Linked DNA regions of Homo sapiens: all the other regions are linked to region 1. Evidence: chromatin loops called from intact Hi-C (ENCODE). Cell type or tissue: heart left ventricle. All regions are shown on one strand. Each heading gives the region's core, and the rest is flanking DNA. Links, peaks and the distances in the headings are about the cores only. Region 1 holds the start of LOC107985241 (a long non-coding RNA gene). Region 2 overlaps UCHL5 (ubiquitin C-terminal hydrolase L5). Region 3 has its middle 54 kb from the start of UCHL5.

Evidence for each region. Hi-C counts contacts between places; a loop is a spot of excess contacts. Peaks named below come from ENCODE experiments on the same cell type or tissue, not always from the same donor. Only the 100,000 strongest peaks of a DNase experiment are listed, where the experiment ranks them.
Region 2: it touches region 1 in a loop (4-fold over the local background); 38 of 110 quality-filtered maps call a loop at or near these places.
Region 3: it touches region 1 in a loop (2.9-fold over the local background); 24 of 110 quality-filtered maps call a loop at or near these places.

Annotation. Positions count from the first base shown.
Region 1 is chr1:192,603,771-192,615,666 of GRCh38, forward strand. All of the region lies in intron 2 of LOC105371664 (a long non-coding RNA gene), which reads right to left. LOC107985241 (a long non-coding RNA gene) reads left to right here and starts at 5,585. Exons shown (of 2, transcript XR_001738348.2): 1 at 5,585-6,166. In heart left ventricle, for the core only: a CTCF peak has its summit at 6,537 (motif pointing left); a DNase peak (open chromatin) is centred at 5,511.
Region 2 is chr1:193,016,857-193,021,856 of GRCh38, forward strand. UCHL5 (ubiquitin C-terminal hydrolase L5) reads right to left here. Exons shown (of 11, transcript NM_001199261.3): 10 at 4,241-4,339. Among named protein-coding and RNA genes, the nearest start is that of UCHL5, 40 kb to the right of the region's middle. In heart left ventricle, for the core only: a CTCF peak has its summit at 2,787 (motif pointing left); no DNase peak of the experiment used is centred there.
Region 3 is chr1:192,999,451-193,011,346 of GRCh38, forward strand. No RefSeq gene overlaps it. Among named protein-coding and RNA genes, the nearest start is that of UCHL5, 54 kb to the right of the region's middle. RefSeq lists a silencer at 11,206-11,371. In heart left ventricle, for the core only: no CTCF peak of the experiment used is centred there; no DNase peak of the experiment used is centred there.

The sequences.
Region 1 (11,896 bases), core at 3,862-8,861:
ATCGATCCTTCAAATCCCAGTTCAAGTCCCACTTCAAGAATATTCTAGTTTTTAACTAGTGCATCATCTCTGAACAATATAATAGCTCAAACCTGCACTATATAATGTTTTATCCTTCTCTACTCCCTCAACTTCAGGTATATAATGCAATTGTTGCTAACAACTAGGTAGTTACAAAACATATATTTGATTCAAATATTAATTATATTTTAATACTCAGGAGACTTCAAAATAGGAAAGTTATGTGAGACTTTTATAAAATAAATTACAAAGTATTGGACTATAAATTTAACCCCAAATAGATAGAGATAGATACACAGATAGATAGAGCACTTACATGATGCCAACCATGTAGAACAATTTAGTCACAAGCTTTCAATCATCTTCCAACATAAATTTTATTCTGCTATTGAGGTATTTCTAGGGAATCTATGCTAAGAAGACCTAAAGACATATTGGAAAGAGTCAAATGTCAATCATATAATGTAGGGAGGTTTTGGATGAACTGCTTTAGGCTATATTCTCTCTCAAGAGGTTACAATGCTTGTTCTAATATATGATGTTGTCAATTTCTTGTACATTTTTAAAAGTATAAAAGTATTTAGCATCGTATGCCCAAACCTGCAACGAACTATATTTAGTATTTTTTATTAAAAATATAAACTATTAAAAAATTTTTGATGGATTAACAGAAAGGAACTATGTTTACAATACAAAATAAAAGGAGATAGCCAGACTAGATCTCTAGAATCTATCTAGTTTTATAATTGTAAAATTCCAGGAAATACCAAATCATGCTGACAATAGATTCTTGAGATAAATTTCATTTCAATAATGTATAGATTGTATGCAAAGAAATGGACCTGGATAATGCTTTTTGATGGTTTCTAACTTTATTCCAAGTCTATAGTCTTTGTGAGTAGAGGACTAAATTGAATCTGGGCTCCACCAAGAAAAAAATAGGTGACCTAGGACAAGTCATTTAACTTCTTTAGTTTATTTACTTTATTTATTTAGTTTATTTATTTAGTTAGTTAGTTTATCTGTATTTACTTATACAGATAACTATAATAAATGCCCTGTCTTCCTCAAGATCATATTATAAAAATTGTGTTAAAAAACTTATATCAAAATGCTTTACAAGTAATGTTTTACATAAAATTTAATTATTATGAATAAATAGAACCTTTAAAAACTAAATCTTTCAAGATTATATTCATTCAAATGGAAATAGCTAAATTTGTGCATGAATATCAGATGACTTCTTCCTGCCTTGGTTACTAATGAATGGCCAAGCTTGTTTCTATAAATAAATGGGCACTGGCATATTTTTTAAAAAATACATGTGGCTCAAGATTAGACTTCTTCCGCTTTGTGGTATCACATGTCTGACCACAGCAACTATTTTAAATCATGGTCTATGCTTTTAATGACATCTAACTCCACACAAAGAGTCATCATTTTTATCTAGACGTGTGTGACGTGCTTGATTGCAATGTGTTTTTTTTTTGTGTGTGTGTGTTGTTGTTTTTCTCTTTATCATTTTAACATGCATTTCTATAATACTTTGGTAATCTTGAAAACACTCAGGTCACCTTACAACATCAAGACAGGCATAGACCACTGTTTCCTTAAGTCTATAAAGTTTTGTTATAAAAATTGGGTAGCCAGCTGTTCTTGGCCTAACATTAATCTAATAAAAGTGTTTCCAAAGAAAGTTTATGGAATGAAAATTCATTGCTATTATTTTCAACTTTAATTGAATTTTTAAATAAAAACACTAAAAACTAAACAATAGTATTGAATACTACTATTGGAATTCATAGCTGGGCATGGCAGTGCATGCCTATAATCCCAGCTACTCAGGATGCTGAGGCAGAAGGACTACTTGAGGCCAGAAGTTTGAGACTAGCCTGAGCAATATAGAAAATCCTGTCTTACATGAAATACAGAAAGAAAGAGAGACAGATGGAAGGAGGAAGGGAGGGAGGGGGAGAAAGAGAATGAGAGAAAGAGAGAGGAGAGAGGGAGGGAGGAGGAGGGAGGGGGAAAGAGAGAAAGAAAGAAAGACAGAAAGAAAGAAAGACAGACAGACAGACAGACAGACAGACAGAAAGAAAGAAAGAAAGAAAGAAAGAAAGAAAGAAAGAAAGAAAGAGGGAGGGAAGGAAGGAAGGAAATAGAGAGAAAGAAAGAAGAGGGAGGGAGGGAGGGAGGAATGAAGGAAGGAAGAAAGGAAAGTAGGAAGGAAAGAGAGAAAGAAAGAGAGAGAGAGAAAGAAAGAAAGAAAGAAAAAAGAAGGAGGGAGGAAGGAAGAAGGGAAGGAAGGAAGGAAGGGGGAAGGAAGGAAGGAGGGAAGGAGGGAAGGAAGGAAGGAGGGAAGGAGGGAAGGAAGGAGGGAAGGAGGGAAGGAAGGAAGGAGGGAAGGAAGGAAGGAGGGAAGGAAGGAAGGAAGGAAGGAGCTGCAAAACGGCATGGACCAGAAACCTCTTAGTGGAGATCTCTGTATTGCTTGTCTATCTGGGTGGTGGGCATTCTGCCTACCCTAGACTCAGTCTCAAGCAGGGAGGCCAGTATTTTTCATACTGGAATTCCTACCTAGACTGTGTCTCTAATGGATGCATGTACTTTGCCACTTTAGTTACTTACTGTATTAATGAAGAAAATGTGACAAAGACTCATGAATATTTGGTCAGTTGTATTGGTTAAAAAGTCATTACTATTGTGGGTTTATGAGTTTTTGACAGTGTTTTAGAGTATTCAAAGGGTTTAACACATGCAGTGTATTGTCCCAGATAGAGCATCTACTTGAAGACAAACAGAGCTACATTCAAATCCTATCAACTTCTGCAACTTAATTATTTGTATTATCTTGGGGAAACAGATAATAATAGTGATAATAATAAAAATAGAGAGAAAGTGAGGAAAAAAGAAATAGAAATCAATCAGCAATAAATACTAAAATAAAAATAATAGGGGTTAAAGGCATAGAGAATATGGACATGGAGAAGGTTTACATAAGTGTGTTCAGGGAAAGTCCCTGTGATGAGACAATGCTGGAACCTGAAGGAACTGGAGAGGTGAGCTTTGTGTTTTTATGAGAAGAGCATTTCAAGGAGAATGGAAAACAAGTACAAATTGCCCAACCTGCCAAATGGGATTTATCCCAGGGGAGGAATATTACAAAACAGCCAGGTAGTTCTAAGAATCCAGGTGCTGACAGAAAGTGCTGGGTACTTGGCAACATGGCAAAACTCTGTCTCTACAAAAAACACAAAAAATTATCCAGGTATGGTGGCGCACACCTGTAGTTCCAGCTCTCTGGGAGGCTGAAGGGGGAGGATTGCTTGAGCCCAGGAGGTCAAGGCTGTAATGAGACAAGATCGTGCCACTGCACTCCAGCCTGGGTGACAAAGAGAGATCCTGCCTCAAAATAAATAAATAAATAAGAAAGTTCTGGGTAGAGCTGAAAAAGCAGCATATTTGGCAGAGATTCTCCACCCCATCACAATGCAGGCATAGCAGAGAAAGAAGAACTACATGGGGTCTCTAGACAGCTGGACTTGGGAAGCTGTAGAAGGCTCCACTGCTCGAGCCATGGAAGAGCATGGAAATTGCTAGAGGACTGGACTCAAAGGGGTTTTCGTCAGAGACAAGGAGCATTCAGCAATGACCCAACTGGGCCAGCAACTGAAGACTCTACAGGATCAGAGATGACAAGGCCATCAAAGTAGCTCAACCAACAGAACAAGAAGGTGGTGTGGAGGGACTCCAGCATAAACAGAGGATGGCAACCAGGTGATCTCTTCCTGCCTTAATACCACAGTTATATGGAAACCCCAGAACAACCAGGTTTTGAAATTAAGTAAGAGGAGATGAGAAATTTTAATTTTTTAGATACATAGGTTATTGAATTGATATTCATATTTCCTCAACTGTTGAGGGCAACAATAATGCAAATATATATATGTATACACACACACACACACACACACACACACACTCACACAAACATACATTTGGCATGGAATACATATATTGCAGGCCAAAACATCCTTTTTATTCCCTATTCTTCTGTGCTTTGGGATTAAGGTTATCTAAACTCTGGATATATCATCAATCATGTATACACCAAATCCTGAATGTGCTAGGTAAATAATACTCTACTGTAATTAAAAACATAAATAACCGTTGTAAATTTGCTATCAAGAAGTACAGAGTGTCTGTCATGGGATCATAAAGCAAGGCTATCTGAGCTCGTCTGGAAGATCAGGGAAGGCATTCTAATTTGGTTTGCTGAGTCAGGGAGCCGTACCACAAGCCTGTCAAGTAGGTATTATAGGTATCATTATAGTTATTTTACAGATGAGGAAAAGGGAGATAGTGTTTGCCTCTGGGGAACGTCAGGCACTGGGGTGCTAAAGAAGTGTCACAAGCTTTATTTAGACTTATCTGCAATTGTTTACATTTCATAAAGAAAATAGTTTTGTGTTTTATTTGTGTAATTAAAAATTCATTTTTACATAAGTTTAAGTAACTCATGCTGGAAGTCACCCAGCAACTAAATGCCAACACTGGAATTTAACTCATTTCTATCAGGTCCCAATGCTCCTAACCAAAATGCTCTAAAAAAAAAAAAAAACCAGCCCATTTCCAACAATAAGACAATGGGTATCTACATCATAGTAAAAATATACATATAATGAGATATTTGAATTCAAGGTCTGAGGTTCAGGTGCTTTTAATGTACAGAGTAGGTCTCCAACAGATCTGCTGGCATTTGCAACCTATTACTGCTGATGGGCAAGTACTCAGAGCCCTTATTTATGTTCATCCACTGTTCTACATAAAACTTGTGACATTCCCTGGCTACTGGTGCTATAACTTGTGTATGCTGCTCTAAGGGATGAAGAAAAGACATGACACTTAAACAAACCCAAAATAAATATCAAGGGCAGCACCTGGGTCTTTGACATCTCCCTAATGGCAGAAATCTTCCCTGTTGTCAAATTTACACACTCTCATAAACCATACATTGCACACACCACCACCACCACCACCTCCGCCTCCACCACAACTGCCACCACCATTTTATCCAGCTCATCATTGGCAGAAAAGAGGGAAATTTATGGATAATTTGGAAAGTAAGAAAGAATGATAGGCCTTATTTTATCACAATGTAGGCATCGTGTTTTTCTGCTTTGGAAATGGGAAGTATATAAGTTAGGAATTCTTTACTATTACAGCAAAAATAATGCAAGACAAAAATGTAATTAAGCATGAAAGGAATTTATGTATTAGAAGACTATTGGATAGTTCTCATCATCTCTAGGAGGCCCAGAAGTTGGAAACCTCCTCCCAAATCCTGCTGCGAAACTGTCCCACAAATTGGCATCACCACCACCGCTGGGCACACACACTGCTGCTTTCAGAGCCAAAACCCCAGACACCAAGCACCATCTGCTGCTACTGGATCCCACAGCACTGACGTGGGTTGTAGCTGTCACCTCCTCACCACTCTCGCCGGCAGCATTCTGCAGTTCCTCTTTTTCATGTAACTAACTTTCGATTCACATCCTGCCACAGACACATCTGATTGGCAGGTACTATGGCATGTGCCCATGTCATAGCTAAAAGAAAGGCTGAAACATTTGTAATTTTTTATTTATGTAATGGGAGATGGGCTCCATATTATAAGGTAGGGGATTCTTCAAGAAGTTTCGGTACTGAGAAATAAAATTGAATGACAAACAGGAACCAAAAAATGCCATGGTAGAGATGAAGAGAACCCAAAACCTCTTTTTCTGTCCTTGTTTCCTTTTCTGAAACAAGTGACTAAATACTCAAAGTCCATGGGGAATATGACAGATCCATTCTAAAAACTAACACCTTCATGTTCAGCCAAGAACCAGCAAGTTCACATCTTACTTGAAGAAAACAAACCTTTGTATAAGTTGGAAGCATAGTATCACAAAGTGGCATACAGGGGTAAATAGATGCCTGATTTGCTTCCAGTCAGCCAGGCCCAATAATGTCCTTCAAGCCTGCAGAACTATTGCCTCTGATGTTCCTCCACCACCCTGAAACAGAACCAATAGCGGCTGATCTTGTGTCTACCCGCAACCTTCTCTTTCGTGACAAAGCAACATGCAAGTGGAATCCCAAGGTAAGACAAATGTTGTCATTTTAGTTAACATTGATTAAACATAGTGTTTACGTCACTAAAATCGTCAGTACTATAATCATAAGTTCTTATTCATGGGCTATGATAATAACTATGTGAAATCTATTTCTGATTAATCTTTCCACCTAGTGCTTAAATATAGAATATTACTATATTCAATACAAATATAAAAACATTTGATTTATATTTATTTAAATATATTTTTTATCCCTAGTATATTTATTAAATATATTAATATAGAGTTATGTATCTAGATCTATAAAAGGGTCAATATTTCGGCAAAAATTTTGCTATTAACTTTTCAAGGAAATTACATACTGGCTTTTAATTACAATGGCCTATGATGACACCTAGTGGCTAATGGGCATATTTTGAAATCCCCAATTTGACCAATATAAATGATTTTTAATTTTTTTAAAATAAATACAGTGATAATGTTTCCTTTTGTGGATTTTGGCACATTTTTAAAGTAAAATAAATATATCAAATTTCTCTTTCCTGTCACAAAGAAACTCTGAAAAAAGTTAACTGTAATTAAGAAAGACCACTTTTTAAAAATTGTACTTACATCGTCAGATAATATATTAGCTATCAATCATAGTTAAAAAGGAAGAAAATAACATTATGCAAGTTCAAAGTGAATGTAGGCATTGTAATCAGTTAACCCTCTAAATTTATAAAAATGTAAGGCAGAATCACTTAACGTGAAATTCCTGGGATGGAAATCATAGATTTATAGTCCTGATTGTGCCTCAAATTAGTTGTGTCCTTGAGCAAATTGTGCAATCTCTCTGTGCCTCAATTCTATAATTAGTAACATGAGAAGGTCAGAATTTACAGGCCTTTTGAGCAATTTCTTATGTGAGACTCTACAAATTGCTGTCAGTCACATGGCCTTCCTCATCTAGGCACCTGTTCCTAACACAACAGAATATGAAATGCTCCATTCTGAATTCAAGGTTTAATATATATCAGCTTTTCTGACACATATATTTTCTTTTAGATCATAAATTCATAATATGTACTTAATATTTAATTCATTTATAGTCCCAATCTTGAAATGTTTGGTAATTTCATTAGCTATTGAACAAAATGATATTAATTTTGAATGCTTCCTCAAGTTGCTTCACTAAAATGAAAAAGGAACCACTAGCATCTTTCCTTAATATTTAATAAGCATATATTTTTCACTTTATTCTAGAAATTTATAATTTTGCATAATTCTATTAAGTCTTCTCACAGACTTCCACTGTCTACATCTGAAGAGCTCTAGTCCTGATAGTTTGAACGTTTGAACTCATTTTATAGTTATCCCTCCCTCTCCGCACTAGGCACCCCCAACACACACACACACACACACACACACACACACACACACACACACGTAAATTCTTACCATCTTTGTCTTGCCATCTTTCTCTTCTTATATTTCAGTTTTCATTTTTTTCTTTTTTTAAAAAAAGTGGATTATTAAATATTTCAAGCATAGAAAAAATTGTAAGTCAATATGTAAAACACCCATGGATCTATCACTTATTTTTGTAATCTTAACATTTTGTCATATTTTATTTAGTAAAAATGGAATACTGCACAGACAATTAAGACCCCATATACCTATCCCCTGCCTCCATCTCTATCAGAAATCACTATCTATATTTAGAGTTTATAATCCACCTGCATGTCTTTATATTTTTATTACATATAACCAGGAGCAATACATGTACGGGTTTACATGTTTTAAAACATTATATAAATGTTTATATAAGTAAATATTCTTCTGCAATTTGTTTGTACAGAAGTTGTTAATTTCAATGTAGTAAAATTTACCAATCTTTTTCTTTAAGTTTTATACCTTAGTTTTTCTTTAAGAAATCTTTCTGTAGCTCAGGGTCATAACAGGTTCTGTACTAATTTTTTAATTAAATCTTTAATATTTTTGCCTTTAACCCATTGTTTTGGGTATAATGTAAGGCTGGTATCTGAGGTCATGGGCTTTTTTTTCTATATAGATAATCGGTCATCCCAGCATCAATCTATTGAATAATCCATATTGTGCTCTGATTTTCACCTCTGTAGTATTTTATTTTTCCATATGAGTAGGGCTGTTCTGTGCTGTACATTTTTCTATTTGTCTTTACTTGCACAGATATTATACCATTTTAATTTCTACAATTTTAGAGTAAACCTGGATATCGGTTCTCTCCACCATTTTGGAAAATGTCTTAATTATTTTTTACTCTTTTTTGAGGTATGAATTATAGCAAGAACTTGTCAAAGTCAAAGGAAATTGCTCTACTGTAATTTTGCTTGGAATTACATTGAATGTATAGGTTAATGAAGACAGAGTTATATTTATAATATTTTCCTCCATGAACATAATATAGCTCCTTATTTATTTAGGTTCTCTGTTTCATGAAACTACTAAGTTTTCTCTAGAAACTCTTGCACATCTCTTGTTAAATTTATTCCTAGGTTCCATATAATTTTATCACAATTTTAAATGCTATGGTTTAAGCTATATTTTATCTTTGCTTATGCTATATAAAGAAAAGCAGATTATTTTTACGTGTTAATCTTGTATTTCAACAGCGTAATTAAACTTTCTTTAGTGTCAAGTAATTTGCCTATATGTTCTTTTTAGATTTTCTTAGTAAGCTGATAGGCCTTCCCTATGACAATAATAATTTTGTCTCTTCACTGCTAATAGTTATACTTGTTTGCACTTTGCACTAGGTGTGGCCTCCAGCAAACATTTAATAGAAACAATGACAGTAATAGGACAGTACTTCAAAGGTTTTATTCTTAATATGACATTTGCTGTAAGTTTTTGGTAGAAACTCTTCACAGGATTCAGGGATTTCTCCTTTATTCCTAGTCTTCTTTATTGTAAATCAGTATTGCATATTTATCAAATACTTTTTCTGCACTTATTGGGATAATCACATGACTTTCATCTATTAATGCGATGAAATACACTAAAATATTTTATAATAGTAAAACTTCTTTGCATTCTAAAACAAGCCCAATTTAGTTCTAATGTATTCTTTTGCATATTAAAGATGAGCCTATAATTTTCCTTTCTCATGTTGTCTTTCTTCGGTTTTGATATAGAGGTTTTACTAGTTTCATAAAATGTGTTTAGAGATACACTCATTTTCTATTCTTTGGAAAGTTTATGTCATATTTGGATTTCCTGTCCTTTGCATAGTTGATTAAGGTTCCTCTAAAATTAGCTGGAGCTGGATTTGTGGTTTTGTGAGTGTGGATGAAGATAGGGGCATAGGAGGAGGTGTGCTGATGCACTAGGAGATGAAAATATTCAAATTTTCATTTAATTCCCATAATAGTTAAAGATCTATTCAGATTTTCTAATTATTTTTTGTCAGCTAAGTGACATTTTTGTAGAAATATGACCATTTATTTTTTGGTCATAGTATTCTCCTGTGATTCTGTTTCATATCTATTAGAACTGTAGATCTGTAGCCATGACCTTTTCTTATCCCTAATATTGTTAAAGGTCATCTCTCTATTTCTACTATATCACTTTTGTCAGAAAGACTTCCTTATTTTTACGTAGAAACAAATTTGTTTCTTAACCCTTTTTGTATTCCTTTTCTATTAAATTATGACAGTTGTTTTTATTTCATTAATTTGTGCTTTTACCTGTGTACTATTCCTTTCCCTCTGATTTATATGTTTTTTTGGTACTGTTTTCCTATCTTCTTTGTTGATCACATAGCTCATTATTTTGCAGTTTTCTTTCTTTTTAAAATACAAGCATTTAATGTCATATAAATTATCCTTAAAAAAATCATTTTAGGCCTGGCACAGTCATTAATGCCTGTAATCCTAGCACTTTAGGAGGCCAAGCTGGGGGGATTGCTTGAGGCCAGGAGGACGAGACCAGCCTGGGCAACATAGCCAGACGATATCTGTACAAAACTTTAAAAAAAAAAAATAGTCATGGCGGGCCGGGCCCGGTGGCTCACACCTGTAATCCCAGCACTGGGAGGCCAAGGCAGGTGGATCACGAAGTCAGGAGATTGAGACCATCCTGGCTAACACGGTGAAACCCTGTCTCTATTAAAAATACAAAAAATTAGCAGGGTGTGGTGGCAGGCGCCTGTAGTCCCAGCTAGTTGGGAGGCTGAGGCAGGAGAATGGCGTGAACCCGGGAGGCGGAGCTTGCAGTGAGCCGAGATCGGGCCACTGCACTCCAGCCTGGGCGACAGAGCGAGACTCCGTCAAAAAAAAAAAAAAAAAAAAAAAGTCATGTGGTACATGCCCTAGCTACTCTGGAGCCTGAGGTGGGAGGATTGCTTGAGCCCAGGAGTTCAAGGTTACAGTGATCTATGATAACACCACTATGCTGCAGCCTGTCTCTTTAAAAAAAAAAAAAATCACTTAAGCATTCTCCCACAAATTCTGATACACGACATGTTTATTATCTTTTATTCACATTTTCCAGTTCCTATTTTGATTCCCTGTTTGATCCATTCATTATTTAGAGTGTGTTTTTGTTTTATTTTGTTTTAGTTTCTAAACGCATGAGGAATTTTTAAGACATCTTTTGAAGATTAAATTCTATTTTTTACATTTTATTGTGGTGTAAACACTTAACATGAAATCCACCCTCTTAACAGATTTTTAAGTGTACAGTACAATACAATACAGTGTACTGTTAGCTATAGGCACAATGTTGTATAGCAGATCTCTGAATTTCTTCATCTTGCATAACCGAAACTTTGTATCCATTGATTAGCAACTCCCCATTTCTTACTTCTCTCACTCTCTGAAAACCATCACACCATTCTCTGCCTTTAGAAGTTTGACTCTTTTAGATAGATTATTTCTCATAGAAGTGGAATCATGCAGTGTTTGTCCTGTGACTGGCTTACTCCCCTTAACATAATTTCCTTAAGATTCATCCATTTTGTTGCATATTGCAGGATTTCCTTCTTTTTTAAGGCTAAATAACATTCCATTGTATGTATATACCACATTTGCTTTATCCATTTTCTCAGCTCTTTAGGTTATTTTTATATATAGGCTATTGTGAATAATGCTGAAATGAACATGGAAATGCTAATATCTCTTTAAAATCCTGATTTCAATTTTTTTGGTTAAATACCAAATTTGCTAGATCTCATGGTAGTTTTTTTTAATTTTTTGAGGAAACTCCTTACTGTTTTCCATAGTTGCTACAACATTTGGCATTCCCATCAAGAGTGTACAAGGGTTCTGATTGTTCTACATCCTCACCAATACTAGTCTTTGGTTCTTTGACAGTAGCCTCTTAACAGGTGTGAGATGACATTTCATTGTGGTTTTGACTTGCATTTCCCTGATGATTAGTGACACTGAGTAGCTTTTCATATATCTGTTACATGTTTTTATGTCTTCTTTGAAAATATGTCTATACAATTCTTTTTAATTGGGCTTTTGTGTTATTGAGTGGCGGGATTTCCTTACCCTTAAAACCCACAAAACTATGGCATGAATATACACATAGCAAAGTATAAAGTTTATTTTTATAATACCTACTTTATTCCCACTACAAGGATGCCAGGACAGTTTAACTCTCATGAAGCCCCTCTTAACCTTCTCATTATTGTTGGCAGCATTTTAGTTCCACTTTTTTCATATCACTGAAATTATTATTATTGTTCATACAAACAATAGTTGTGTATGTAAAACTCCACGTGTACCATT
Region 2 (5,000 bases), core at 1-5,000, 410 kb after region 1:
GTGTCAACAAACTTTATTTATATGACCTAAAAAAAAATGTTTTTACATACTAGTTCAATAGATCTTCATTACAATTATATAGCTTGAACACAGTACTTGTTTTATTCTTTAGCAAATGAAAAAGCCAGAGCTTATAGATGTTATCAAGCTTGACCAAAGTCCCACAGCTAGTATACAGTAAGTCCTCAATACAGATCAAAGACATATGCTTTATAGCATTGCTTCTCAATGTATATACCAATGACTTAGAGACCCTGTTAAAATGCAGACTGATTTAGTAAAATGCCTGAGGTTCTGTATTTCTAACAAACTCTCAGATGATGCCAGTTCTGCTGGTGTTCAGAAGACATTTCTAAAAGCAAGATTTTAGAGTACTACAATGCAATATTTTTCCACTGTGCCACTTCAGAAGAGTCAATGAATTAGACTTCTACATTATACAACTTTTTTTAAAACGTCCTTAAATAAAAAATACAGCAATTAAAACAATTACAATCTCTTTTTGTAATGTATTAGGTAGTATAATTATTATTTAACAGTATGATAAAACAGTGCTGTGCCTTAGAATGAATAAGAGCAAATAGTCTGTGTGTCATATTAAAAATAATAAAGTTAATTGCCAACATCAACGTTTTTAGTTAACAAGCATAATTTGTAATTTGATATGTGTATCGCATCTCATACAAAGTTTTCTGTCCTCAAATAATAAATATAATTTGGTTTTAGGCATAATTTAAAATAAAAGTATGTGCTTCTTTCCTTATTGATCTGAGTATACTTAATAGAATATTGAGAAGGATTAACAAGAAATAAATTTACTGGTTTCTGATATAAACTTTACAACATAATTAAATGAGCAAACACATATAAGGCAGAGTGTCTATACATTTATTAAAATTAAAAATAATTATCACAATTAATTGAGCACTAATTTATACACTTTACAGATATGATCTCATTTAATCATCAAGAATGTGAAGTAGGTATGATTCCCAGTTTACAGATGAGAAAGAGGTTATAAGAAAGTAAATAGTGCCTAAAAGCTCCAGCTAATAAGTAACATATATATAAGATTTAAATTCAAAGCCTGTATTTTGGTCTGTTTTTGTTAAAAAATAAAAATAAAATCATATAAATAACATGGAAAAATATATACTGTTAAAAATACTTTCCTTCTATACAGTGTACCAATGATATTAAAAAGTACTGACTCAAATCAGATAATTCTGCATTAATAGATACTAATGTAGATATTGTTGTGATTAGCCTTAACTATTCTTCTACCTTATTTCTATTAAGAAATAGAAAAAGATCTGAAGCTTACTTATTACCAATTGAATCACAAAGTCATAGTAAAATGTGGACAAAATTCAATATTGTGAAGTTGTTTGGATTTCCCCATAGCAATGGAATTTATGATTTTACATCACGTTAAGTTATTGGTAGTTAAAAATTTAAGATAGACAATGATTCATAATTACATACAAATGTGTAGACAAAAATTTGTTAATCATAAATATACCTGAATAAATAGAAGTCTCACAAATGTAATCTTAAACTAGATAATTTTATTTTATATTTTAAGAAAGAGATTTGGTACATAATACAAGAAGTTTTATAACTATATATTTTTGGATTACCTCCTAGGCAGTTTTTAAATGTGGTGTGTATTCAACGAATTCATCGGTTAAAAAGTCTCACATAACAAAAACATTTATAGGTTCTAACCAAGTTCATTATAGCCATGCCGAGGGAGAATCACTTTTTATTTATTATTTTGCAAATAAAAAGATTTTAGGTCAAATACTTTTATGTCATCACAGATTATAGGCAACTGCCTCAGCTATTCAAAAATCTCATCCTGTAGAATCTCAGCATATAGTAGCACTGCATGGTGCAGCCATATCTTTCCTGTTTGTTTCCTTCTATTCCTTCTCACACCTTGTTCTTTTATCCTATTTTCCCTGAAAACAAAACACAGTAAGATCCACTATTCCAACTTATCTATTTCTGAATTCTATAGGTAATTTTTCTTAGAAGTATTACCATTAAGTAATTAACTATCACTGGTAAAGATTTTATATAATTATAAAATCTAATCTTTATTCTAACAGTTTTTCAACACGCTTTATTTTTTAAATTTGCATTTATCTGCAGAAAATGATATTTTAATATGGTATCTTTTTTTTCCAAAATAAGATGAACAAAAATATATTCTTGCAAAGGAAACGGATATAGTGCTACAGATTAAGCACTTAATTCCCACCACATATTTAAAACTTTATGGATGTGAAATTTTAAGTGGCTATAAAGCTATTTAGGAGCTACCCTGTGCTTGCTGGGGATCTTTAGCCTGACTTTATCCTGGCATTTATCAAAATAATACTATTTAGCACAATACCATAATTGTTCATTTATTCCTTTCCCAAATTGTACCATGAGTTGCTTAAGAGAAAATAATATGTCTCAGTTATGTATACATCCCTAGACCTTAACAGAGTGCCTGGAATATCCTCGCAGCTAGATAAATGTTTGATGAATAATTTAAAACATTTCAACAATTCCAATTAAATGAGTCTAAGCTCCTTCAGAACCTAGGAGAATAATAGTTATTGCATGTATATAAGAAATAAATCTATCTCAATATTGCTTCTGGAATATTAATAAAAGAACAGCTTAGAGAAATAAGCAACTAGAAGGTCAATAACTACTTTCCTTAAGAAAATGAAGGCAAACACAACAGAGTTGGTGTTCCACTAACATCAGGTATTTATATGCTGCCACCTTGTGTCCAAAAAATGTGAACTAAGGAATAATTATTCTAATGTTAAGCTGACAAGCTGTTGTTCTCTAACTATGCTCTCAAAAAAATCTGGGGATATAGTGTAATTAAAAATCAAACAACAGTGGTTCTTTTACTTACTAATTTGCACACACAAAAAATTCTGTTCACAGATCAATTTTAATGCAAAATTTATACATTTAATATTTATCTAAGGGTCCTAGTCCCTAGTAACATTTATCTAACTTAAAATCTGATGTATCACATATTTAGCACATTTTATAGTTATTTTAATATTTTTAACAGAAAAACATTTGATATGATTAATAACATCATATCTAGGTATTCTTGTTAACCAAGCAATTTTGAGAACCACAGGACCCTGTATTAATCTAAAACTTTAAAAACAGTTTCCCATCTTAGAATACACCCTGAGATGCATGAACAGAAAAACCTATAATGGAAAAGAGAAGATTTAGCAGTCTTCTGCAATAATTTTTACATTTAATGCTAAAAGTTGGGTCACATGTTTCAATCAATAAGGTAATATACACAAAAAACTTATTAGCTCACATCTCATATTATTTAGAATGTATAACATGAAACAGCTTGGTTGAAATCAATCTTTGCTTTGTAAACTTTAAAATTAATAAGGAAAATATACCTACCATGTATTCTCGTCTTTAAGTTAATGGTCCAAAATTTTATTTGCCTAGTAGTGTCTTCTCAAAGTGTTTCTCAAACTGTGGTACACAGACCAGTTGCATTAGAATCACTTGGGGAACTTATTAAAGAATCCTTCCCCTATATCAGAATATCTGGGGAGGGGCCAGGTAACATGTATTTTAAAGAGTATCCACTGATGTTCACTTTCAGAAACACTGATTTACAGTATGAACTTAAAAACAATTTAACTGCATTTTACTTATTCAACAAATATTTTATTGTTACTTATGAAAAAAATCATAGAAATCAGAATTCTTCACTAACTTATGCTAGTTTTCCCTCAGTGGAATGGATACTAAATTAGAAATAAGAAAACCTATTTCGTAGTACAGGCTATTTTTTTTTTAAACCCAACAATGTCCATTCTACTTTTAAATTCTGTTATATCAACTCAAATTTTTGCTAAATAGGAAAATATTATTTCAATTATCAGCATTAAAAATCTACTTTTGCTTAAAGGAAGTGTTTTAAATTTTATTTTAATACAGCATAACCTGAGGTCTTGACACTAAGAATCTGGAAGCCTAAAGCAGTGGGGTAATTCTTTATTTTTGTTTTACAGTCTCAATTGAACTAATTCTTACAGAGTAGAAAACAAGAGGCAAAAGCAAAAGAATAAAAACGTACAAGCTTCCAAAAATTTTACCTCTATTCAAGCAAAAAATAAAAAATACATTTTATGTTTTTGGAGACTCTAAACTTAATTTAAGTATCTACCAATAAAATACTTACCTTTTCTACTAGTGGTATTAACTGCTGGTGTTCTGCTAAAGTCTTTAACAATTCCATAATGAAAGGCAGATAATTATGCTTCCTTCTGATATTCTCAATCTGAAAATAAAACATCAATCCACACTAACTACATTTCTGCTAATTTTGATATTTTATTCTTTGCATCCAACTCAAAATAGAAATGGTATATCCATTCTCATAAGAAAATGATTTTAGAAATAATGAGATTCCATTCCCACTGAGAATAAAAATTAACACAATAAAACATGTGGAGGGAGTTTCTTGGGCAAGGGCCTCCTGCCCCTGACTTAGCAAATAATAGAGGCCTTTAAAAGTCCAATCTAACATTACTTATGAAAATGTCATTTATAAAAACAACTAAACATCTACAAGCTAAATTAACATTTGCTACTTCACCTGTGCAAATAATCAGGCAAAGTCTAATGAGACCAGCTTTATTTTGTGATCAAGCACAATCTTTCCTTCAGATTATTTTTTATCGAAAGGGGGTACACTGCAGGAAAAAATTTCTACTTCAGTGGAAAACTATGCACTGTCTAGATAACATCCTCTCAAGTTATGTGATTCTAGGCTTTTACTGCCACTGACCTATTATATATTCTGCCTGGTAGAAGTATAATTGATTGCCCTTCCATAGAAAGTTTCCATCTCTTATAAATTCATTTAAACTTCATATAAATTTGAGCTTCTCTGACTTCTCCTTTAACTAGAGTTCCTTCAGTTAATTAATTAAATTAAA
Region 3 (11,896 bases), core at 3,037-8,036, 390 kb after region 1:
TATACCCAAAGGAATATTAATCATTCTACTATAAAGACACATGCACACGTATGTTTATGGCAGCACTATTTACTATAGTGAAGATGTGGAACCAATCAAATCCCATCAATGATAAACTGGATAAAGAAAATGTGGTACATATACATATACATATACATATACGCCATGGAATACTATGCAGCCATATAAAGGAATGAGATCATGTCCCTTACAGGGACATGGATGAAACTGGAAACCATCATCCTTAGCAAACGAACACAGGAACAGAAAACCAAACACCACATGTTCTCACTCATAAGTGGGAGTTGAACAATGAGGACACATGGACGTAGGGAGGGGAACAACACACACTGGTGCCAGTAGAGGGTTGGGGGGCAAGGGGAGGGAGAGCACTCAGACAAATAGCTATGCATGCAGGGCTTAAAACCTAGATGATGGGCTGATAGGTACAGCAAACCACCATAGCACACATATACCTATGTAACAAACCTACACGTTCTGCACTTGCATCCTGGAACTTAAAGTAAAATAAATTAATAATAATAATAAGAGCCATCTATGACATACACACAGTCAACATCATACTGAATGGGGAAAAGCTAAAAGCATTCCTCCTAAGCACTGGCATGAGACAAAGATGCCCACTTTCACCACTTCTATTCAACATAGTACTGGAAGTTCTGGCCAGAGCAATCAGACAAGAGAAATAAATAAAAGACATCCAAATTGGAAAAGAAGTTGAATTATTTCTGTTTGCTGACAATATAGTCTTGAGCCTAGAAAACCCTAAAGACTCTTCCAAAAGATTCCTAGATTTGATAAATGAATCCAGAAGTTTCAGGATAAAAAAATCAACATAGAAAAATAGGTAGCATTTCTATACAACAATAATGATCAAACTAAGAAACAAATCAGTAACTAAATTCCATTTACAACAACTACTACAAAAAATCCATTTAACTAAAGAGGTGGAAGATGTACACAAGAACTATAAAACATCGAATTTATAGCTTCATTGTAATTCCTATCAAAATACCAATGTCCTTATTCACGGTTAGAAAAAACAATCCTAAAGTTCATTTCAAAAAAGAGCCCAAATAGCCAAAGCACTCTTAAGCAAAAAGAACAAAGTTGGAGGCATCATAGTACTTGACTTCAAATTATACTACAAGGCTGCAGTAACCAAAAAAAGCATGTTATTGATATAAAAATAGACACATAGATCAATACAACAGAATAGAGAACCCATAAATAAAGTCACATACCTACACACAACTGATCTTCAACAAAATCAACAGAAACTTAAACTGAAGGAGGGATACCCTAATTCAATAAATAGTTCTGAGAAAACTGGATAGCCATCTGCGAAACAATGAAACTAGATCCCTATCTCTCACTATATACAAAAATTAAGATGGAGTAAAGACTTAAATATATTACCTGAAACTATAAAAATTCTAGAAGAAACCCTAGAAAACTTCCTTTGGACATTGGCTTAGGTAAATGTAACAAAAACAAAAATAGACAAAAGGGACTTAATTAAACTAAAAAGCTGCTGCACAGCAAAAAAAAAAAAAAGAAAGAAAGAAAAAAGAAAATTATGAACAGAGAGAACACGCAACCTATGGGATGTGAGAAAATATTTGTAAACGATACAGCCAACAAAGGACTAATATCCAGAAGCTACAGGGAACTCAAACAAGAACAACAAAAAAAGCAAATAGCTGGGCACGGTGGCTCACGCCTGTAATCCCAGCACTTTGGGAGGCTGAGGCAGGCAGATCACCTGAGGTCGGGAGTTCGAGACCATTACGACTAAAATGGTGAAACCCCGTTTCTACTAAAAATACAAAAAATTAGCCAGGCGTTGTGGCACGCAACTGTAATCCCAGCTACTCAGGAGGCTGAGGCAGGAGAATCGCTTGAACCCGGGAGGCGGAAGTTGCAGTGAACCCAGATCTCGCCATTGCACTCCAGCTTGGGCAACAAGAGTGAAACTCTGTCTACAAAAAAAAAAAAAAAAAAAAAAAAAGCAAATAAAATCTCCCCATTAAAAACTGGGCAAATAATACGAACTGACATTTTCCAAAGGAAGACATGCAAATGTCCAACAAGCATATGAAAAGATGCACATCACTAATCATCAGAGAAATGCAAATTAAAACCACGATGAGATACCATCTCACACTAGTCGAGATGGTTATAACTAAAAATTCAAAAAATAACAGATGTTGGTGAGGATGCAGAGAAAAGGGAACACTTACATACTGTTGGTGGAAATGTAACTTAGTACAACCTCTACGAAAAACAGTATGGATATTTCTCAAAGAACTAAAAATAGAACTACCATTCAATCCAGCAATACCGCTACTGGGTATCTACACAAAAGAAATCATTACATCCAAAAGTTATCTGCATTTGTATGTTTATTGCAGCACTGTTCAAAATAGCGAAGATATGGAACTACCTTAAGTGTCCATCAATGGAGATGACTGGTTAAAGAAAATGTGCCATATATACACCATGGAATACTGCTTAGCCATAAAACAGAATGAAATGATGCCTTTTGCAGCAACATGGATGAAACTGGAGGCTATTATCTTAAGTGAAATAACTCAGAAACAGAAAGTAAAATACCACATGTTCTGAATTATAAGCGAGAGCTAAATAATGTGTATACATGGACCTAGACTGTAGAATAATAGACACTGGAGAACAGGAAAGTGGGAGGGATGAGAAATTACTTTCGGGGGACAATGTACACTATTCAGGTGATGGTTACACCAAAAGACCAGATTTTACCACTAAGCAAAATATCCATGTAACAAAACCCCACTTGTATTCCCAAATCTATTTTTTAAAAAGTTGAACCTAAACTGAAATCCAGTTAATACCTTTGTTCTTTTTTTCTTCCCTTATCTTTTCCCCAGAAATAAGCTGTTACTGAATCTGAAAAAAAAAAAAAACATAAACAGAATTTTTTTTTTGAGGCGGAGTCTCGCTCTGCCGCCAGGCTGGAGTGAAGTGGCACAATATCGGCTCCGCAACCTCCGCCTCTCGGGCACAAGCGATTCTCTTGCCTCAGCCTCCTGAGTAGCTGGGACTACAGGTACATGCCACCACACCCAGCTAATTTTTATATTTTTAGTAGAGACAGAGTTTCACCATGTTGGCCAGGATGGTCTCCATCTCTTGACCTCATGATCTGCCCGCCTCGGCCTCCCAAAGTGCTGGGATTACAGGTGTGAGACACCGTGCCGGGCCATGAACAGAAATTTTTATATTGTGTTCACAACATCTAATAGTAAGTTGGAGTCTCAAGTGGAAGTTGATCTTCATAAACTTATGTTCAAACTACAGGCATACCTCAGAGATATCACAAGTTCAGTTGCAGACTACCACAGTAAAGCAAATATCAGAATAAGGGGAATCACATAAATTTTTTTGGCTTTCCAGAGCATACAAAAGTTATGTTTACACTATACTGCAGTCTATTAAGTGTGCAATAGAATTATATCTAAAAAATTCACATACCTTAATTAACAAACACTTTATTGCTTAAAAAAGCGTTAGCAATCATCTGAGCCTTCAGTGAGTCAGAATCTTTTTGCTGGTGGAAGGTTTTGCATGGATGTTGATGGCTGCTGACTAATCAGTGTGAAGATCGATGAAGGTAGTAGTGGTCTGGTAATTTCTTAAAATAAGACAACAGTTAAGTTTGTCACATCAATTGACTCTTCCTTTCACAAAAGATTTCTCTGTAGCATGCAATGCTGTTTGCTAGTATTTTATCCACAGTAGAACTTCTTTCAAAACTGTAGTCCTCCTAAACCCTACTTCTACTTTATCAACTAAGTTTATGTAATATTCTAAATAATTTCTTGTCATTTCAACAATGTTCACAGCCTCTTTACCAGGAATAGATTCTATCTCAATAAACTGCTTTCTCTGCTCATCCATAAGATGCAACTCCTCATCCATTCAAGTTTTATCATAAGTGTGCAGTAAGTCACTCACATCTTCAGGATCCACTTTTAATTCTAGCTTTCTTGCTATTTCTTCCACATCTGCAGTTACTTCCAACTCAGAAGTCTTGAATCCTTCAATGTTATCCATGAGGGTTGGAATCAACTTCTTCCACACTCCTGTTAATGTTGACATTTTGGCCTTCTCCAATGAATCATGGATGTTCTTAATGGCAAATATAATGGTAAATCCTTCCCTTGAGGATTTTGATTTAATTTGCCCAGGTCCATCAAAGAAATCTCTTTCTATGGCAGCTATAACTTTATAAAATTTATTTCTTAAATTGTAAGACTTGAAAGTTGAAATTATTCCTTCATCCATTGGCTACAGAATTAGCTGTGTTAGTAGGCATGAAAAAAAATTAATATCCTCATACATCTCCATGAGAACTCTTGGGTGACCAAGTGCATTGTCAATGAGCAGGAATATTTTGAAAGGAATTTTTCTTTTTTCTGAGCAGTAGCCCAAAAGTGGGCTTAAGATATTCAATAAACCATGCTGTAGACAAATGTGTTCTGTTTTCTTCCATTTCTAGAGCACAGGCATATTAGATGTAACATAATTCTTAAGAACCCTAGGATTTTTCAGAATGGTAAATGAGCATTGGCTTCAACTTACAGTCACCAGTTGCATTCACCCTTAACAAGAAAAATAGTCTGTCCTTTGAAGCTTTGAAGCCAGGCATTGACTTCTCCTCTCTAGCTATGAAAGTCCTAGATGGCATCTTTTTCCAATATAAGGCTGTTTTCTGAATTCTGCCAGAGGTACAAAGAAGAAATAGTACTATTCTTACTGAAACTATTCCAAATAATTGAAAAGGAGGGACTCCTCCCTGACTCATTCTATGAGGCCAGCATCATCCTGAAACCAAAACCTGGCAGAGATACGAAAAAAAAAAAGAAAACTCCAAGCCAATACCCTTGATGAATATTGATGCAAAAATCCTCAATAAAATATTGACAAACCAAATCCAGCAGCACATCAAAAAGCTTATCCACTGCTATCTAGCAGGCTTTATCCCTAGGATGCAAGGTTGGTTCAACATACCAAATCAAATAAGTGTGATTCATCACATAAACAGAACTAAAGACAAAAACCATGTGATTATCTCAATAGATGCATAAAAGGCTTTCATTAAAATTCAACACCCCTTCATGTTAACTCTCAATAAACTAGATATTGAAGGAACATATCTAAAATAGTAAGCTATCTATAACAAACCCACAGCTAACATTGTATTAAATGGGCAAAAGCCAGAAATATTCCCCTTGAAAACCAATACAAGACAAGCACTCCCTCTTCACCATTTCTACTCAACATAGTATTGGAAGTCCTAGCCAGAGCAATCAGGCAAGAGAAAGAAAGAAAGCACATCAAAACAGGACGAGGAAGTCAAAACTATTTCTGTTTGTAGGTGACATGATTCTATATCTTGAAAACCCCATAGTCTCAGCCCAAAAATTCCTTCAGCTGACAAACAACTTGAGCAAAGTTTCAGGATACAAATCAATGTACAAAAATCACTAGCATTCCTATACACCAACAACAGGCAAACCAAGATCCAAATCAGAAAAGCAATAACATTCACAAGTGCCACAAGAAGAAGAAAATACCTAGGAATACAGCTAACTATGAAGGTGAAAGATCTGGCTAGCCACATGCAGAAAATTAAAGCTGGACCCCTTCCTTACACCATATACAAAATTCAACTCAAGATGGATTGAAGACTTAAATGAAAGAACCCAAAACTCTAGAAAACCCTAGAAGACAACCTAGGCAATACCAACTGGACATAGGAACTGGCAAAGACTTCATGACAATGATGCCAAAAGCAATCACAACTAAAGCAAAAATTCACAAATGGGATCTAATTAAACAAGAGCTTCTGCACAGCAAAAGAAACTATCAACAGAGTAGACAGACAACCTACAGAATGGGAGAAAATATTTTCAAACTATGCATCAGACAAAAGTCTAATATCCAGCATCTATAAGGAACTTAAACAAACTTACAAGAGAAAAACAGACAATCCCATTAAAAAGTGGGTAAAGGGCATGAACGGACACTTCTCAAAAGAAGAGATACGTGAGGCTAACAAAAGTATGAAACAAAGCTCAATATCATTGATCATTAGAGAAATGCAAATCAAAATCACAATGACATACCATCTCATGCTAGTCAGAATGGCTATTATTAAATAGTCAAAAAGTAACAGATGCTGGTGAGGTTGCAGCAAAAGGGGAACACTTAAACACTGTTGGTGAGAGTGTAAATTAGTTCAACCATTGTGGAAAGCATTTGCTCAAAGAGCTAAAAGCAGAACTACCATTCGACCCAGCAATACCCAGCAAAATATAAATAATTCTATCATAAAGACACGTGCACATGAATGGATCACTACAGTGCTATTCACAATAGTAAAGATACAGAACTGGCCTAAATGCCCATCGATGACTGATTGGATAGAGAAAATGTGGTACGTCTATACCATGGAATACTATGTAGCCATAAAAAAGAATGAGATCATGTCTTTTGCAGGAACATGTATGAAGCTGGAGGCTACTATCCTTTGCAAACTAATGCAGAAACAGAAAACCAAATACCGCATGTTCTCACTTACAAGTGGGAGCTAAATGGTAAGAACTTATGAACACAAAGGAGGAAACAACAAACACAGGGGTCTGCTTGAGGGTAAAGGGTGGGAGGATGAAAGCAGAGCAGAAGATATAACTATTGGGTACTGGGCTAAACCCTGGATGATGAAATAATCTGTAAAACAAGTCCCTGAGACACGAGTTTACCTGTGTAACCAACTTTCACATGCACCCCTGAAGCTAAACTGAAAGTTAAAAAAAAAAAAAAAAAAAAAAAGAATGCCGTAGCCGGTTTGATCTTCTATCCAGACCACTCACATTTTCTCCATATCAGTAATAGGACTGTTTCATTTTCTTATCATTCATGTGTCCATTGGAGTAGCACTTTTAATTTCTTTCAAGATCTTTTCCTTTGCATTCAGAACTTGGCTGTTTGGCACAAGAGGCCTAGCTTTCAGCCTATCTTGGCTTTTGACATGCCTTCGTTACTAAACTTAATCATTTCTGCTTTTGGTTTAAAGTGTACAATGTACAATGGTTATTAATTAGCCTAATTTCAATATTGTTGTGTCTCAGGGAATAGAGAGACCCAAGAAGAGGGAGAGAGACGTGTCAGTGGAGCAGTCAAAATACACACAACAGTAAAGTTTGCTGTCTTACATGGGCATGGTTCATGGCACCCCAAAACAATTACAATAGTAACATCAAAGATCACTGATTACTGATCTCCATAACAGATATAGTTGGCAAAAAGTTTGAAATAGTACAAGAATTACCAAAATGTGATATATGGACATGAAGTGAGCACATGCTATTGGGAAAATGGCACCTGTAGACTTGCCTATTGAAGGGTTGCCACAAATCTTCAGTTTGTGAACAACACAGTATCTATGAAGTACAATAAAGTGAAGCACAGTAAAACAAGGTATGCTCATAGATGAACATTATTACAGCATACGGGGACAAACTAGTCCTATTTTAGACTGTTTTGTCTAATACACTGGTAACAGTTACTAATACCTATTGTGTAGGGAAGTTATTCCCAGGGCACGTTATAATCCCCAGGTTAAAACCCAGCCCAAGGCTGTAGAATAGTTGAGAAAACATGATACAGAGCAAGATATGTCTTTTCACCCATGTAACCCAAATACATAGCATTGAGCATGACTCAGAGTAGATAATGTATACTTTTTGATTGAATGAATTAATGAATGAACAAGCAGATGTTCAGCCTATCTTCAATCTTGCCTCATCTATTATAATAAAAGGATTCATGTGGTATTTCTAATAGTTCTTCTCTCCTGATATTTACTGATGCTAAAATATGTAATTCGAAACTTTTAAAATGGTAATCCTATCACTAGGCTCCAGAATTGTCTACATTTATTTAAAGACATATCTAGAAAAGAGTTGATTTTCCTTTCTGTGAATACATTTGGAAAGAAGCTATAAAGATTGTGTGTACAGATGACTAGATACCAAGATGCAGATGCTCCATCAGAATAAGTATTGTTTACACTAGCTTATACTCTATATCATCTTGGAAGTTAGAATTAGCAAAAAGGATCACATCAAGACAATAGTATAAGTTACATTTATGAGCTTATGAAGTTGTTATTGGAGGGAAAATAGATTCCCAAAGTGTTGTCAAAATAGCTAAGGAAATATGACAAAACTTTTCCTAAACTTCAAATGTGTTCTTTAAAAAAGCTTTATAAGTCTGATTTCTTATGTTTGGATTCAACCATAACAGAAAAAGAGAGGTCTAGAAAAGAGACAGAGAGAGAGAGAGAGAGAGAGAGAGAGAGAGAGAGAGAGAGAGAGAGAAAGTCTAATACAATGAAGTTTTAATAGAGCAATATTTGTTTTAAGGTTTAGTTGTATAAACAGATGTGAAAGCCACCTGTTTGCTCTATAAGTGCTATTTGAAAATTACAACAAAGGAAAGGACAAAGTGCATTTCAGCAGATAACAGGATATAAGCAAAGATCACACAATAGTTAATAGACTAGCAGGACTAGAATCCCAGGTCCCCTAAGTCCAAATCCAGTAGTCTGTTCTCCAACTTACTACAACATAGGGTTACAATTTTAGAATAAAAGAATATGCACAAAGTCCACTGTCTTATCTGTGAAGTTGTGTTTACCAACCTCAATAAAATTGGCAAGAAAGTACAGTTCTTAGAATGGCCATAGAGGCTAGAGTGAGCAAGTTACTCATGGAAGATGTAATGAGGCTACTTAAGTTGGCACACCATTGTTTTTTATTACAAACATTAATTCAAGTAAATTTCTGCCTGAAATCTGAAGAGTAACTGCATCACCCAAGGTGTTCACTGTATAAGCAATGCAGCCACTCCAATAACTATCCTGTATGCCCTAAGAGAAAAACTTTTCACGTTGTACCAAGTGTGCAGAGCATTCTAAACAAGTAAGTTAGATATAGGCTATTTCAGGCATAAGATATTAGGAAAGGTCATATTGGCATTATTAGAATAGAAATACTGATTCCTCATACACTGATATTACATAGATTATAGGAAATAGTCCCCTCATCTAGAGACAGTCTGAAAAATTAGATTAAGCAGTCTCTCCAGATGTCACTAAAAGGCCAGATTAGAAAAAAATTAAAATCAAATAATTTTTTTTTTTTTTTGAGACAGAGTCTCACTCTGTTGCACAGGCTGGAGTGCAGTGGTGCAATCTCGGGTCACTGCAACCTCTGCCTCCTGGGTTCAAGCAGTTCTCTGCCTCAGCCTCCCGAGTAGCTGGACTACAGGCACATGCCACCACACCTGGCTAATTTTTGTATTTTTAGTAGAGGCGGGGTTTCACCATCTTGGCCAGGCTGGTCTTGAACTCCTGACCTAGTGATCCACCCGCCTCGGCCTCCCAAAGTGCTGGGATTACAGACGTGAATGACCACGCCTGGCCAAATCAAATAAATTTAAACTTAAATTATAACACATTTGAAAACACTTGTTGACACAAGAAAGGAAGCAGGGAAATGTCAACCAGAAAAGTGATAATTATGAAGTTTAAAATTTTGTCATTGTGTCTCTAGCAGTAGAAGCATGCAGTAACAATTTGATCAAGGAGGTGTGTATTGTGGCCAGCTTGATCCTCTATCCAGGCCACTCACATTTTCTCCATATCAGTAATAGGACTGTTTCATTTTCTTATCATTCATGTGTCCACTGGAGTAGCACTTTTAATTTCTTTCAAGATATTTTCCTTTACATTCAAAATTTGGCTGTTTGGCACAAGCGGCCTAGCTTTCAACCTATCTACAGGCAGATTTGGTTGGTGTCTAACACGGCAAACCATGTCACAGGCTATCATAGCAAGTATCTTTAAACAACAAATAATTTCCTTTGGTCCAGTTCTATAGTCAACTAACCTTCTGGCCTTAATTCGGTTTCCTTGGTAAGTTTATCTACCAGGGAGACAATGTGTCAATAAGCTGACAGAAATGTCTGGTCTGCTGGCAGTTATAATTGTAAAGTAAATTAATAGATTGTTTTTCAGGTGTACATTAGTCTCCTGCAAGTTTTATTAAGTTGGCTTAACTACCCAAAGTCCTTATCACCTTCAATGAGTATACTCAAATCATAAGCTGAAAGGGCAGATCCTGGACCTTGGTAACCTCACTTGGAGACAGCCTGGGAGGCCCAACCTGGATCGCTTGTTAGCCTCTAATCGAAATCCTAATTACCAGCCCTCAGGGAGCCACTGGATCTCAGAGCTCATAGTTACCACTTACTCTTGGCATTCCTTAATAACTCAGCAAAGGTCATCAATGTCTCCTACAAAGCTTCTAATAAATCCGGAGATAGTTTTTTCACATAAACACCTCCATTGTACAATTCTGTCCATAATGAAATTTTACCTCTAAGAATCATTTTTATGAGAAGAATCGTGGAAGTATATAAAGGATGTGTGCAGCTGAGCATCACAAGAAATTACCATAAAGAAGAAAGGAGAGCAGGGTGCTATGGCTGACACCTGTAATCACAACACTTTGGGAGGCTAAGGCGGGTGGATCACTTGAGGCCAGGAGTTTGAGACCAGCCTAGCTAACATGGTGAAACCCTGTCTCTACTACAAATACAAAAATTAGCCATGGAGGTGCGCACCTGTAATCCCAGCTACTCGGGAGGCTGAGGCAGGAGAATCACTTGAACCTGGGAGGCAGAGGTTGCAGTGAGCCAAGATTGTGCCACTGCACTCCAGCCTGGGTGACAGAGCGAGACTCTATCTCAAAAAAAAAAAAAAAAAAAAAAAAAAAGGGGAAGAAGAAGAAAGAAGGGAAGGATGAAGGATGGAAGTGTGGCGGGGGGAGGAAGGAATGGAGGGAGGGAGGAAGTGAAAGAGAGAAGCACGAGTTCAAGTTTGAATCCTAGATCTACTACTTACTGGCTGTATGAACTTGGGCAAGTTACTTATACTTTCATTTTCCTTAAAAATAAGTCACAGACATCCTTCCATATTAATACATAGACATTCATATTCTTTTCAATGACTGCCTAGTATTCCAATACACCATAACTAATGTACCCATTGTCTTTTGTTGTGCTTTAGTGTCCCTCATCTGAAAAATGGGGATAACGTGACTTATTTCATATCTGTGAAGGCTGGAGTTACTGTGCAAAAAAGTACTTAGGACGCCAGGCATGGTGGCTCACGCCTGTAATCCCAGCACTCTGGGAGGTCAAGGTGGGAGGATCATCTGAGGTTGGGAGTTAGAGACCACCCTGACCAGCATGGAGAAACCCCGTCTCTACTAAAAATACAAAATTAGCCAGGTGTGGTGGCACATGCCTGTAATCCCAGCTACTCGAGAGGCTGAGGCAGGAGAATCGCTTGAACCCAGGAGGCAGAGGTTGTGGTAAGCCGGGATGGCACCATTGCACTCCAGCCTGGGCAACAATAGAAAACTCTGTCTAAAAAAAAAGTACTTAGGACAATGTTTGGCACATTGTGAATAGTTTTCTATTTTATTCCTAATAACTTTTTCTAATTGATTGCATTTTCACATCTGGCTACTGAAATTGTAGAAGTCCTAAAACCAATTTTTTAAATTCAGAAAATAAAACACAATGCCTATTGATTATGGAGACAATAATTATTTCCATAAGCATAAAAATAACTGAGATTATCTGTCAAATTTTAATGTGCATAAATGTAATTTAATCAACTGGGCATCTTTTTAAAATGCAGATTCTGATTCCAATGTTCTGGGGTGGGACTTCAGATTCTGCATTTCTAACAAGTTCT